Regions from separate parts of the Homo sapiens genome. Here region 2 is linked to region 1. Evidence: chromatin contacts called from ENCODE Hi-C or POLR2A ChIA-PET data. All regions are on one chromosome and are shown on one strand. Each heading gives the region's core, a stretch centred on a gene start or an enhancer-like site at or near the end of the contact. The rest is flanking DNA. Distances are from core to core; before and after follow the strand shown.

What was found. Hi-C counts contacts between places; a loop is a spot of excess contacts on that map. ChIA-PET counts read pairs that join two places held with the same protein, here RNA polymerase II (POLR2A).
Region 2: POLR2A ChIA-PET joins it to region 1 with 13 read pairs in activated T-cell. The contact joins two enhancer-like sites. A Hi-C loop is called at or near these places in 1 of 168 maps with a recorded cell type or tissue (HepG2). POLR2A ChIA-PET finds 5 or more read pairs at or near these places in 7 of 52 experiments (AG04449, AG04450, CD8-positive, alpha-beta memory T cell and 4 more).

The regions. Positions count from the first base shown.
Region 1 is chr2:160,390,631-160,397,970 of GRCh38, reverse strand. The region is part of intron 1 of RBMS1 (RNA binding motif single stranded interacting protein 1); the gene reads left to right. Among named protein-coding and RNA genes, the nearest start is that of MIR4785, 14 kb to the left of the region's middle. Within about 2 kb of position 3,655, at least 3 of the 41 ENCODE cell types and tissues checked have a DNase peak (open chromatin) inside an H3K27ac peak, as active enhancers do.
Region 2 is chr2:160,536,249-160,543,588 of GRCh38, reverse strand. No RefSeq gene overlaps it. Among named protein-coding and RNA genes, the nearest start is that of RBMS1, 46 kb to the right of the region's middle. Within about 2 kb of position 4,813, at least 3 of the 41 ENCODE cell types and tissues checked have a DNase peak (open chromatin) inside an H3K27ac peak, as active enhancers do.

The DNA of each region.
Region 1 (7,340 bases), core at 2,406-4,905:
ATGGGACAGACTTCGGGGAGCACAGATTCTATATTGGGCAGGAGTAGGGGGGAGCCTTAGGCAAAGTAGGAGGAAAGAAGTGGCACAAAACTGAGAGAATCCGGAGAGTGTCACAGAAGCCAAGGAGAACAAAGTTTTAAGAAGAGGTGGTCAGCTCCATTAAATGTTGCCAAGAGGTCAAGAAAGACAAAAGCCTAGTAAAGGGCCATTGGAAATACCCATTGGGAGGTCTTTGTAAACTTTTAAAACAGAAGTCTCAGTGGAGTCCTGTGTGTGTAGTGGGGCGGGAAAGGAGGGTGGAGGCAGGGGTGAGGGAAGCACATTCCAAAGGGTTTAAAGAGTGAATGAATGAAGAGGGTGTGTCTTTAGGAAAGTCAGACGCCAAAGAGAGTTTTTTTCCTGAAAATTTCAAGTGACAGCCTAGAGACAAGATTATTTCAGCATCTGTGTTTGTAGGTAAAGCAAGGTGCTAGAAAAAAGAGGGAATATTTGGAAATAGGGCTTACTTTTATGAAAGGTTGAGGCAGGATTAGTCTTACAGGAAAGGGCTCCTCAGAAGTCTTCCTGACAGTGATTACAGGAAGGAGAAAATGGGTTATGCTAGAGAAGGCAGGAAGGCCAGTGAAGCTCACCTTTTTATGAAAGCTTAGGATTCAGTAAGGAGGCGAGGTTGTCTGTTCAGATTCTATAAAATAAAAAAGATGGGATTTTCAGTTTAAGGAGTATGACAAAAGATTTGGAATAATGCTCTTGGGAATTTGGTGAGCATTCAAACAGAAATGAGTGCAAGGATGACTCAAGCAGTAGTAAGGAGCCATGGGAGTTCAGAGGTACGAGTTGGCATGGTATCCTGACCCTCCACGAGCAATAAGTAAGGGAAAGCATCTGGATAATGGGTTTATATAGGGTTTGACATTGGTAAGATGAGTATGCTCTGAAAATTGAGAGCACTGTTCCAAAGGCTAAGGAAACGTGAAATCAAGAAAGACAATGAGCTTTTGGTATAGGGTGGGGCATGGAGATTCTGATAAGATCCTTCCGCCTAGGGGAAAGTCCCCGGACCTCGGTCAGAGAGTGCCACGTGCATGCGCAGGTAGACATTCCCTACGGCTGGGCGCGGTGGCTCACGCCTGTAATCCCAGCACTTTGGGAGTCCGAGGTGGGCGGATTACGAGGTCAGGAGTTCGAGACCAGCCTGACCAACATGGTGAAACCCCGTCTCTACTAAAAATACAAAAATCAGCCGGGCTTGGTGGCGCCTGCCTGTATCCCAGCCACTCAGGAGGCTGAGGCAGGAGAATTGCTTGAACCCGGGAGGCGGAGGTTGCAGTGAGCTGAGATGGTGCCACTGTACTCCAGCCTAGGCAACAGAGTGAGACTTCCTTCATCTCAAAAAAAAAAAAAAAAAAAAAAAAAAAAAGATAAAAAGAAAAGTCCCTGGGAGAGAGAGGTGAAACAGGCTGCTTCAGAGAGGAAGTTCTGAGGTAAAAGCCTTGAAGGTAGAATAGTCCTGGGATCCTTCCTTGTGGAGTTGTTTGGAGGATTAAATGAGATAGTACATATGGGTCTGTCTGGCACCTAGTAAGAACTGAGGTGGTTGTAATTATTAAGATGAAGTTCTTGTATAAATTACACCTCCCTCTAACTACTGTTGTAATATTTGTGTAAATCAAATCATATTTCAAACAGATTCCACAAACCATGAAACACAAACCAAAATAAAGTGTTAATTTTTTTCAACTGAACCACATGGCCAACGTCCATTTAAAAAAATTTCACTATCAAACCATTTCAAAACACAGGTTGCTTTTAAAGAAAAAAAGTTGGACATTGGTGTGGATCCCAGCTCTTATCACTCGAAGGGACATTTCTTAAACTTTCTGGGTCTTAATTTCCTTGGCAGCAAAACCAGGGGTAATAGTTACTCAGTGTTATTGAGATGATTACATGACATCATCTGGGTGACAGCACGTGGCACATTACCTGGCACAGGTACTCTGGATGCTTCCCTCCTTCCTTGGGGTGTCTCCTAACAGGTCAGTTTGTATACAAAAGAGGATTTTGGAGGAAGGGTCAAGGAAAGCCTACGGTTATAATCGTGGAAGAAAATTGTGATCATTCTGTTCACTAGCCGAAAATCCTTGTGATGAGAAAGACTTGTGAGGATTATTATATTTGTCCTTGCTTCTCAGGGTTAAGGGTCAAAAGAGTTAATGTAAGATAAAGTGCTTTATGATATGTAAACACTATGGAGATGTTATTACAGTTTCTGAAATAGATGCCCTCGACTATTATGTGAGCATTTTCCTTCTTTCAGCATCTGATTTTTTTTTTTTTTTTTTTTTTTGAGACGGAGTCTCGCTGTGTCACCCAGGCTGGAGTGCAGTGGCGCGATCTCAGCTCACTGCAAGCTCCGCCTCCCGGGTTCACGCCATTCTCCTGCCTCAGCCTCCCAAGTAGCTAGGACTGCAGGCGCCCGCCACCACGCCCGGCTAATTTTTTGTATTTTTAGTAGAGACGGGGTTTCACCGTGTTAGCCAGGATGGTCTCGATCTCCTGACCGCGTGATCTGCCCGCCTCGGCCTCCCAAAGTGCTGGGATTACAGGCGTGAGCCACTGCGCCCGGCCTTCAGCATCTGATTTTAAATTCAGAAGTTTATTGTTCAAAGCTGCTTTCCTTAATTGTGCTTACTAAGATACACGGATTCTATTAAAGGTTGAAAGTGTTCAAGGAATTAAAATACTCATTTTACAAAGAAACTTCGGAAACACTACATACTATGTAGTATTGTCCAGGAGAGTAAAAGTGTAAATTAGCAGTAAAAAGTCTTCAAGAAGTCCTACAGTGGAGATATTTGTCTGACTTCATGATTTGTTTTCCTAGAATTACTTGATCATGGAATAATTTAGTTTTAGAATATTTACTAATTGTGTTCTTGGAACAGTTTGGGAACCACTTATTTAAAAGAAGCTTTTGCATTTTAGTGTTGGAAAGGACATTAGAGATTATCGGGTTCAACCCCTTTAATTTACTCCTAAATAATTAAAATCCAGAAACATTGAGTGATTTGTTTAAATTCTCACAGCTTGAAAAGCTGGATCTTCTGACTTTTACTTAGTGCTTCACCATCCTACCTTAAAATCTTTGTTTTTCTAAGTATGGCACACACTTGCACTAATGTTTTTCTAATGAATGTTAAAGAGTGTATCTTTTTAAAAAATCATTGATAGAACTTCAGAATTGCTTTTATGTGAGGTTTAAAAAGTCATTCTCTGAACAGAGTAGGCCTTTAGCAATAGTAAGTTGCATGTTAACTTCAGGCAAAATAAACTAGTATCTGCCAACTCTCATTTCTTTTTTTGCTTTTAATTTCTCCTCTGTTAAGGTCAGTTTTTCCACCTGTTTTATTGCTTTTTAAAGCATTTACAAAGTCAAGAAAGCTGACTTGAGAAATCAATCTAGTTTAAAATGTCAGTGATCTGGAAAACTCACACATTCTAATAATGAATATTCTTTTGTCCTCTAAATTTGTTTTGTCTTTCTCATATAATTGGCTGTGGGTAGAAAAATTTGCATACTTTCAGTCCCTTCCTGCCTGACTTATTACAGCATGCAGAATTTACTCTGTGGTTTCTAGGTGTAAGTTCCTGTATAGAAGAAACCACAGTTAGGACTTTACAACCCTACTGTGGAGAAGGCTCGTCTGTGAGGAACACACTGCTGTGTGTTCTTGAAAATTCTGAATGGCCACTTGATCATCCTTTGTTATAATAGGTAATCTAGACTAAATTGTTCACTTGTACCATCTAAAAAAAAATCTATATTAAGGTTCTTAGTTGCATAGTCCAACGAAAAGTGGGTGGAAGTCTGTCGGTCTCCCTCACCAACTGTTTCTGGTGTCTACAACATGAAATTTTATCCTGAATGAATTCTGCGATGTGATACTAGTGTTTCGGATGAAGTGATCTGAAGGAATGTTCAGTATATAATGTGTTATTACAAAAGAAGTGTAGTATACTAGGCCAAAAGGACCCAGAGATGAGCTTTTCCCAGTACTTATTTTAGAGGTGAGGACATCGCATAGCTTATTTGTAACAAAACCAGGACTAGAACCCAGAGATCCTGACTGCCAGTGAAGCTTGGCTATTTTCTTTTTTTTTCTTTTTCTTGTTTTCTTTTCTTTTTTTTTTTTTGGAGATGGAGTCTCTCTTGTTGTCCAGGCTGGAGTGCAATGGCGTGATCTCAGCTCATCACAGCCTCCGCCTCCCAGATTCAAGTGCGTCTCCTGCCTCAGCCTCCCGAGTAGCTGGGATTACAGACATGTGCCACCACACCCGGCTAATTTTGTATTTTTAGTGGAGACGAAGTTTCTCTTTGTTGGTCAGGCTGGTCTCAAACTCCCGACCTCGGTGCTCTGCCCGCCTCGGCCTCCCAAAGTTGCTAGGATTACAGGTGTGAGCCACCGCGCCCGGCCAGCTTGGCCATTTTCAACCAAATTCAGCTTGGATTATCATTCATTCAGTCAATATTTTAGAGTACATTATGGGCCAAGAACTGTGTTAGGCCCTGAGGGCAATAACAAATTAGTAATCCTGTTGTCAACCTTACAGTCTAAGAGAGAGTATGGAGCAAGTGTATAAATAACTATATAAGTTAGAAATTAGTGCCATAAGAGCTTCAGATATTTAAGAAATGCCTAGTAAGAACATGTCTGATTTGCAGCTGACATGCTACAGTTTACCTGAATTTTGACCATTTTTCTTCCAGGTGCATTTGATTTGTTTCCTGTATAGAAACAGAGTTCTCAATGGGCTGTTTTGTGTTGATTGTCACCTTAGAGTTAGTCTACCCTTTAACTGACTCTATGAAACTGCTTATTAGGATACTAAATTAGAATAGGGAAAAAAAGGAAATATATCTTCCATGTTCTTGACATCAATTCATTGCCGAGTTTGGTTTTATCTCTTTAAAAGGGGTGCAGAAAAACTGGCGAGCATTAAGAGAAATTTAAGCAAAAAAGAAGGTAGTATTTAACATTCTAAGAGGTCCTTTCTCTCTCTCTTTTTTTTTCTTGAGACAGGGTCTTGCTCTGTTGCCCGGGCTGGAGTGTGGTGCAGTGGTGCAATCATGTCTTATTGCAGCCTCAACCTCCCAAGCTGGAGCAATCCTCCCACCTTAGCCACCCAAATAGCTGGGACCGCAGGCACACACCACCACATGCAGTTAATTTTTTAATTTTTTGTAGAGATAAGATCTCACTATGTTGCCCAGAGTGGTCTTGAGCCACTCTGAGCTTAAGCAGTTCTCCCACCTTGACTTCCCAAAGTGCTAGAATGCCCTTCCTCTTTTTATTGTTCTCTAGTGAAATGTGTGAAATAGGATTGGAAAATAGTACTAATGGAATTGGGATTATTGACAATCGAGAGAAACAAGCAATAAAGGTTTACGTGGGAACTGCTCATATATTTCATACACTATCTATAGTTGGGATCAGGGTTTTTTTTTTTTTGTGAAGGGCCAGATAGTAAATATTTTAAGCTTTGTAGGCCATAAGGTCTCTGTCACAATTACTCAGCACTGCCTTTGTAACTGGAAAGCAGCCATAGATAATATATAAACAAATGGGCATGGTTGTGTTTCAATAAAACTTTAAATACAAAAGCCAGCTGCAGGCAGTGTTTGACCGGCAGACCATAGTTTGCAGACCCCTGATGTGTAGGATCCTTCTTTGTTGACACTTTTACCAGAAGATGCACAGAAGGACTTGAAAGAAAATGAAACCCAAACCAGATAGTACTTATTAGCACCATCAGTATAGGTAGGTACAAAATAAAACCAAGTGAAGGTAGGTCTGATTCATAGGTTTGGTTAAAAGGTTTTGGATTAAGAGCTCAATCTTGACTAGATAGTTCTTTTGCTTGGTTTTATTTGGGGAAGCATCCTTCACATATCTGTGTAATCGTTACTACATTGGTTATTATTTAATTAATTAATTTGGTTTTTTTTTTTGGAGATGGAGTCTCCCTCTGCGCCCCAGGCTGTAGTGCAGTGGTGCGATCTCAGCTCGGTGCAACCTCCGCCTCCCTGCCTCAGCCTCCCGAGTAGCTGAGACTACAAGCATGTGCCACCACGCCCGGCTAATTTTTGTATTTTTAGTGGAGACAGGGTTTCGCCATGTTGGCCAGGCTGCTCTCGAACTCCTGACCTCAGGTGGTCTGCCCATCTTGGCTTCCCAAAGTGCTGGGATTACAGGCATGAGCCACTGTGCCCAGCCCTACATTGGTTATTTTTGTTTTGAATCCCTAAGACTTATCCATAATTCTGAAGTGGTGAGACAGAAGGCCATGGTAAAATAGTAATTGCATCATGGAAGCAAAATATTAATGTTTTTCTTTTAAAAATATTTTATGGCAAAATGTGTGTTTTACTAGTCAACAGGACAACCTGGCCCAAGCAGACTACCGAAGCACCTGAGTATTAGTTTGCTAGGGCTGCTATAACAAAGTTCTACAAACTGTGTTTCTTAAACACAGAAACTAATTTTCTCAGTTTTGGAGGCTAGCATTCTGAGTTCAAGGTGTCAGCAGGGCCATGCTCCCTCTGAAGGTGCCAGGGAAGGATCCATTCCAGGCTTCTCTCTTAGCTTCTAGTAGTTGACTTGTGGCAACATAACTCGTCTTCACATGACATTCTGTCTGTGTGCCTGCCTGTCTGTGTGCCTGCCTGTCTGTGTCCAAACTTCTCATTTTAATAAGGCTACCAGTCATACTAGATTAGGGCCTCATTTTAACTTGATTTCCTCTGTAAAAACCCTGTCTCCAAATAAGGTCACATTCCAAGGTACCGGGGGTTAGGACTCCAGTCTGTCTTCTTGGGTGCATACAATTCACCCCATAACAATGTGGTACCAGAGACATTCAATTTAGGCAAAATTCATCAACTGGGCACGTTGTTGGACCTGAAATAAATGCAAAATACTTCATGACTCACTTGTGGTCACATTAGCTTCCATAGCAGAAGTATTATATTGGTGGCTCTGTTGTACATAATGTATATGGAAATGTTATTTTTTTTTTTTGGTGGTTGTTTTTAACTTGCAGTTAGAAGATATTTCTTTACAGAAATATTAATAGCTTAAATATGTTAATGGCTATGGCAATGTCCATAGCCTTCAAGGATCCTGAGTGACTGCCCCTTTCTTCCCATCCTCTGCTTTGTGCAAGTTCATACCTGCCATTCCAGCCAAAAGTTCCTCGTTGCTTTTTTTTTTTTTTTTTTTTTGAGACTGGGTCTCAGCCCAGGCTGGAGTGCAGTGGCATGCACATGGCTCACTGCAGCC
Region 2 (7,340 bases), core at 3,564-6,063, 140 kb before region 1:
TCTCAAGATATAATACAAAAAAGTAGAATTGATTTTTTAAATAGAAAAAATCCCCAACTGCCTAAAAATTAAGACTATTTAAAAAGTTGACTTAAAGGCAATGGTAAGTGAAATTGAAGGATGTTTAGAAAATAACAGCAATAAAAACAACTACACATCAGAATCCATGTGTTATGGCTAAAATCAGTGCTTTGAAGAAAAATTCAGAGACTTAACCAAATTATTAAATAAGAAAAAAGAAAATAAATGAGTTTATATTTAAAGCAAGAGGTAAGAAAAATGAATAAGAAAAAAATCCAGGGAAAATTTAAAAAATGAATTAAAGACAAAAGCAGATATTAATGATTTGGAAATAAAAAATATAGAAGCAATAAACATACAAACTGATCTCCTGAAAAATATCCACAAAAATGGATAAAATGACAGGTTGTCTCACTTTTTAAAGGAAATGTAAGGAAAACAAACACATAAACCCAGCAATTATAATGGGTTAAAAGGAAACCAAAATAATTGTAAGAAAATGCTTTACACAAAATTCTGCAAATATACCTGAAAATCTAGATAAGTCAGTTTCTAGGGAAATACGAATTATCAGAATTGTCCTTAGATAAGATTTGTAAAAACAGACTAATTGCCAGTAAAGAAACTGAGGTGGTTATCAAAGATTAACCCCTCACAAGAACACAAGGCCCCTTCAGTCTCGCTAATGATTTCATGCAAAACTTCTAGGAACACATTATTTCAAATCCTAAGTGATCCCTAAGCATGGAGAGAGAAGGAAAGAATGACACTGACATTGAGCCTAACATAGCACAAAAAGGGAAACTAAAGGCCAGTATGTAATTTATAAATAGTGCCAGAATGTCATAGAATATAAGCAAGTTAATTAATTAATACACAATGATAAAATGAGATTCTTGGAATGCAAGAGATAGTTCAAAATTAGAACACCTATTCATCTTTTATCGTATTAATAGATTAAAGGAGACATCCCACTTAATCATCTCACTAAATGATGAAAAGGCATTTTGCAAAGTTGAACATACTTCCCTGATTTAAAAGTCATATATGGCCAAGTATAAGTAGCTCAGGCCTGTCATCCCAGCACTTTGGGAGGCCAAGGCGGGTGAATTGCTTGAGCTCAGGAGGTTGAGACTACCCTGTATAACATGGCAAAACCCCTTCTCTACTAAAAATACAACAAAATATCCAGGTGTGGTGGCACATGCCTATAACCCCAGCTACTCAAGAGATGGAGGTGGGAGGATTGCTTGAGCCTGGTAGGCAGAAGCTGCAGTAGGCCAAGATCATGCCACTGCACTCCAGCCTGGGTGACAGAGAAAGACCCTGTCTCAAAAAAATAAATAACTAAATAAATTTTATATAGATAGAATATTGATATAGGTTCACATATGTATGTATTCACATATATATATACAGATATATCGCACCCATACATATATATGTTTATGTACACATAACAAAAATCTATCATCATTAGAAGAATCACTAGAATTCAGCTTAATGAAGAATCACTAGGATTATCTCTATTACCATAAGAAACAAGATGGATAAAGACAGCCTGCGTGAGAGCAGCACTGGAGTGACACATCAGGGGAAGCCCAGTGGTAGCTGGTAATAATGAGAACAGCATTAGAATGTGGAGGAGGGACATTTCAGTGCAAGCCAATACCTGTGTCCCACTCAAGGACAATGTCAAAATCAGACAGCAGGGACAGCCTGGCAGGATGGGGAAATTAGCTTGTCCATAAAGGTGACTGGACAAATAAGTAAATTTTCTAAGAATAATGAGTGATAGGTTTCTCATAAACGAAGAGAAGAAATACAAACAGGGAAAAGATGAAAGTGGAATAAATCCTGTAGTACTGAACTGGAACTGGAGCTATGCAACTCAGGAAGAGATAGAAATGAATATGATTTGTCTGTACACCTAGTGCTGCTCCCACCGAGAGGGTCTGGGAGCAGCCATACCCCAGTAATCATGAGCACACTTGCCCCAAATCTCCCAAACACCACTCTCTGCTAAAGGAATCAGGACTTCTTGGAGAAATGGCCAATTCCAGGGCTAGGCAGGAAAGGTAGAAGATGAGCCTAAAACATCCTGCTATGCCAGAAAATGTTCAAATAATTAGGGGATGTGTCAAAGGGACACAGAGGAAGCTTGAAGAGGTTTCCAATATGAAAATCTGGGCCAATGGGAGCATCAAAATAAATAAAAATGGTGGTAATTATAATCCATGAATGAAAGTTCTTGAGTACACACTGATATAAATAAGTGAATAAATAAATAGGAAGAGAGATTTTTCTTACTATAGAAAGTCAGAAAATAAATTATAGAAGAAATTATGGAAACAGAAAATCATTTGGCCATCTTCAGAGTAATAACGCAGATAAATATCAATGGATGCTAAAAACTAGTGGGTGAAAATAGGATAAGAAATGTAATGCTTACATACCTGAAAAGTTTCTCCTCACAAAGTACTTATTAATTACAAAAAGAAAGAAAAGTAACTTGATAGTAGAGCTATATAGTAGCAGACACCTCTTAAGTACTCAAAGTTAAGGCCATGAGTAACAGTACAAACTGATTTCATGTGACAAAGATAGCATACAGCGAGGAAAACGCAGCCTGACTTCTGTGATACTCCTACTAATGATGCATAACCTGGATTCAATCATGAAGAAATGCTGGACAAACCCAAATTGAGGCCTATTCTAAAAAAGAAATGCCCTGTAATCTTCAAACATATCAATGGCATGGAACTCAAGGAAAGGCAGTTGAAAGCATTCTAGATTAGGGAGACTGAGAAAACATGATCACTGGGTTCAACACCTAATCCTGGAATAGATCCTCTTGCTAAAAAAAAGACATCATGTGAAGGTAATTCATTTAAGTGTTGATGATCAAATTCCTTTATTATAGTTTTCTGTTTCCCTTAGCAATTAGTGAGAAGGTGTTTTGGTGCCATGAGATAGTCCTTTCTCTACAACTATTTCTCTCCTAATGATTTTAGCCTTTAGCATCCACAGATCATTCTTCCATAAATCAATTATTTCGCTGGGAATTGCAAAAGGATGGTTTTCTAATTCTTTCATTTCTTCTACATTAGCTGTTATTCTTCTATAAAGAAGACTTTTTTCTTGTCATCTTCTAAAAAGATATGGTAAATAATTATTTCCCTTTAATTACAGATTTTCAGAATGAGGATTTGATGTAAAAGTCACCTTCAATGTGGCACTGAGACATTCTCTCTCTCCCTTACTCTCCCCCTCACTGTGGATTTAAGGGTTATGATCAGTTACAGTTGATGATCTTTTTAATGTTAAAATTGTCCCAAATTTGGCCAGTGGGAGCATCTTCAATCTGTCTGTCATGTGCATTGGTCTTTTTTTTACTTCCTTGCTTTTGGGTATAAGACATCCCAGGTTCATGTTGTACTTCCTATGTCACATACCTGAGAATCAGCCATGATTTCTTTCAGCTCAAAGGTACTTAGAAACCAAGATGGGGATGTTAAGTATAAATGTTGCTACTGGGTATCATTGCATAAGAAGAGACATATAAATAACTGAAACAGAATAGTGTGTCCAGAAATAGACCCACGCATACATAGAGAATTGATTTTTGACAAAGGTGCCAAGGTAACTCAATGTGAAAAGGATAGTCTTTTCAACAAATGGTGCTGGAACAACTGGATATCCATATAAAGAAAAATCGATCTTGGTATTTCTTCACACAATACACCCCCACACAAAAATCTCTAAATGGATCATAGACCAAAACATAAAAGCTAAAATTATTAAACTTCTAGGTGAAAACATAAAATCTTCACAACCTTGGGCTAAGCAGAGATTTCTTAGGACACAAAAATCATAAAAGAAAAACTTGATAAACTGAAATTCATCAAAATTAAAACTTTTGCTCTTTGAGAGATACTATTAAAAAATAAAAAAGCAAGTCACAGACTGGGAAAAATATTTGCAATACATTCACCTGAAAAAGGTCTTATATCTAAAATATATAAAAATATCTCATAACTCAATTTTTAAAATGTAATCCAATTGTTTAATGGGCAAAAGACTTGAACAGCTACTTCAAAAAGCAGATATATAAATGGACATTAAGCACATGAATTAGTCAACATCATTAGTTTCCAGGGAAATGCAAATTAGAATCATAATGAGATGCTAGGACACATCCAAATTAAAATGACTAAAATTAAAAAGACTAAAAAAAAAATAAGCGTTGGCATATAATTCTCATACTTTGCTGGTGAGAATGCAAAATGCTATAGCCATTCTGGAAACACTTTGGCAGTTTCTTAGAGTTAAACATACACTTACCATCTGACCCAGAAATTCCACTTTTAGATATTTACTCAAGGGAAATGACAACATAGGAATGTAAACATACACAAATGCTCATGGTACCTGGTTATATCCACTTTGGGTAGAAAGAGAACTGTCCCACGGTTTGAAGGTATATGATTCAGAGGCAGTGGCAAATGGCCTAGCTCTTTTGGCCAATAGAAAAAAAAAAAAGTGGTCAGAGACCTGTAAAAGGGAAATTGGAAGATTAAGTGCAATAAATTCTAAGATAGAAGCATGTGAATAGATATGGGCATGGGCACAAAGTATGAAGATCTATATATCACATGAGAGCACCCACCAGAGACCATCCACCATAGAACAGACACTAACCAACCATGTAGAATAACCTGGACATCTGACATCAGCAACCTCACTTCTTGGACCCCTGCCATCCTGGAAGGGTCAGAGATTTGTTCTCCCAAAATAGACACATACTCCAGATACGTATTTGCCTTTCTTGCCTGCAAGACCTCAGCCAGCACCACTATCCAGGGAGTTAACAGAGTGTCGGATCCACTAGCACAGGATCCCACACAGACCAGAGGACCCACTTCTCAGCAAAGAAGATACAAGTCTTCTGTCGCTATGAGTTCATAGCCAAAGAATTATATCCTGCATCACCCACAAGCAGCTGGCTTACTGGGAGGATTTGCTATACACAATAGTCTTTCAAAGTCACACTTGAGTTATGGTTTGTACCACAAATTGGTCAGATTCACCCATAAATCGTGTTTAGGTTATTTCCTCTTCCATCGGCTACTTGTAATGACTATCCTTATGAACACGGACGTCAGCTAAGATGTTTCTCTGACATGGGGTCTGAGAGCTATACTCACACAGCTTGCTTGTGCTGCTTCTGGTCCTGCTTGTGCTCAGCCCCAAATGTATCACTGCCATCTATACTGGATGGTGACTGGGCCTGCCTGGCCTTATGACCTTGTAGGACTGACAGAACTCAGATCCTGATGGGAGGTTCAAACAGATAGTCACTTGGCCAGGCACAACTCCATCTCTACCAGGGCTCAACTTTACTAAGATGACATTTTCAATTATTTCAATGTTTACATAAAGTAGTTCTGCTATGCAGTCTCCAATTTCTGTACATAAAGTATTCCAGATACATGCACAAAAGTTGAAAATGTAATATTAAATCAGCAGACTTATACGTCTTAAAGGATGCCAATTCTCAGAAATTAAAAAAATACAAAAGCCAGGCATAGTGGTGGGTTCCTGTAGTCCCAGCTACTCCAGAGGTTGAGGCAGGAGGATGACTTGAGCCCAGGAGTTCCAGGTTACAGTGAACTATGATTGTACCACTGCACTCCAGCCTAGATGACAAGAGCAAGACCCTGTCTCTAAAATCAATAAAACAAAACAAACTGTCAAAGTCCTAGTCTTACTTCATGTTCAAATCATAATCTTGTTTTGTTCTTGTTAATTTTGTTCTTAAAATTGAAAACAAAGCTTGAGTTCAAATAGACTAAAGAATTTACTCAGGAGGCTGAGGCATGAGAATCGCTTGAACCAGGGAGGCGGAGGTTGCCGTGAGCGGAGAGCACACCATTGCACTCCAGCCTGAGTGATGGAGCACAACTCAAAGACTCAAAAAAAAAAAAAAAAAAGAATTCAGGTTTTTGGCAAGCTTTATGGTTTTCATCTTTGTCATTATTAAGCATATAAAAAGTTCAATGATTGATATTAGCACTTCTATTTTTCATTAAGATTGGGACAAAAATTAAAATAAAATATGCAACTAATTGCCTAATTCAAATAACTGACAAAGATGTTGATACCACTATAAAAAGTTGTCAGAATAAAAATGGAGTCACTCATGTTAAAAACAAACTGAAAAACAGATCTGGGGAAGGACATGAAGGGAGGGTTCCCACACACATATGCTAGATAACAAAAGCTATCACAAAAGACTACAAAAACCACAACCTTGCAAAAAGGCCATCAAAGCCTTACACAAAAACACACTTCTGTGAGGACGTCTGCCCAGCAACTGCCTATTTAAACTTGGACAGATGCCACTCTTGTTATTGATCCTTGTAGCCAAGGATAATTATCTCAAAACAATTATGTAATCCTCCTCGTTTTCTTTAAAAACCTTTGCCTTCCTTTACCCCCCTGAATACATAGTTTACTACGGCACATCTATTCCCATCGCAATGCTTATTCCCAAATAAACACTATTTTCTTTCAGTTTTTGTTATTTAGGTTGACACTGACAAAACTGAAAAATTAACACCCAGTTTCACCACAGAAAAGATTAATATTCGTTTATCAGCTTATGTACAAAAATCTAAATTCAATATAAAAAAAGAGTTTTAGGCATTTATAAGGTTGTCCCAAAGTCAAAACAAAAATGTGTTGTTTCTTTAAGTTGATTTTAAAATTTAAGTTGAATTACTGTTCTAATAAAAATGGTATTGGCTGTTCCACAAAGCCTATATATGAGAAGCCTGTTGGTAAATTGGCTGTGAGCGATTTTACCTGGAGTTACCATGTGTAGTTAATGCAGTGGCACCCTGCCCCCATCCTTCAGGCCTGACCATTTCTATGAGCTCCAGCACTTTCAGCTGCCAGTTGAACTTCATCCCTTTACCTGAAGGTGTGAACAATGCAGTCTGCAAGAATGAACACCCCTCTTCTACCTCCCTCTCAGCTGTTCTTAACCAATGATTAAGAGGAGTTGGTATATCAATATTCCAGCTCTCTTGCCTTTCATTAGGATAACCCTGGGAAATGTTTTATGCCATTTCCCAAGATTTCCCCATGGATTAAACTCCAGCCACCCAGTGCTTGATTATAGGTGCTTGATAATGCACCCTTTGCTGGTGATCTTTCCTATCCCACTTCACCACTCTTCCACCAATGTTTCCTGTACTTCCTATATAAAATGGGCATGCATGGAAACCCTCCTCTTGGGATGCGCTTTGCATCAT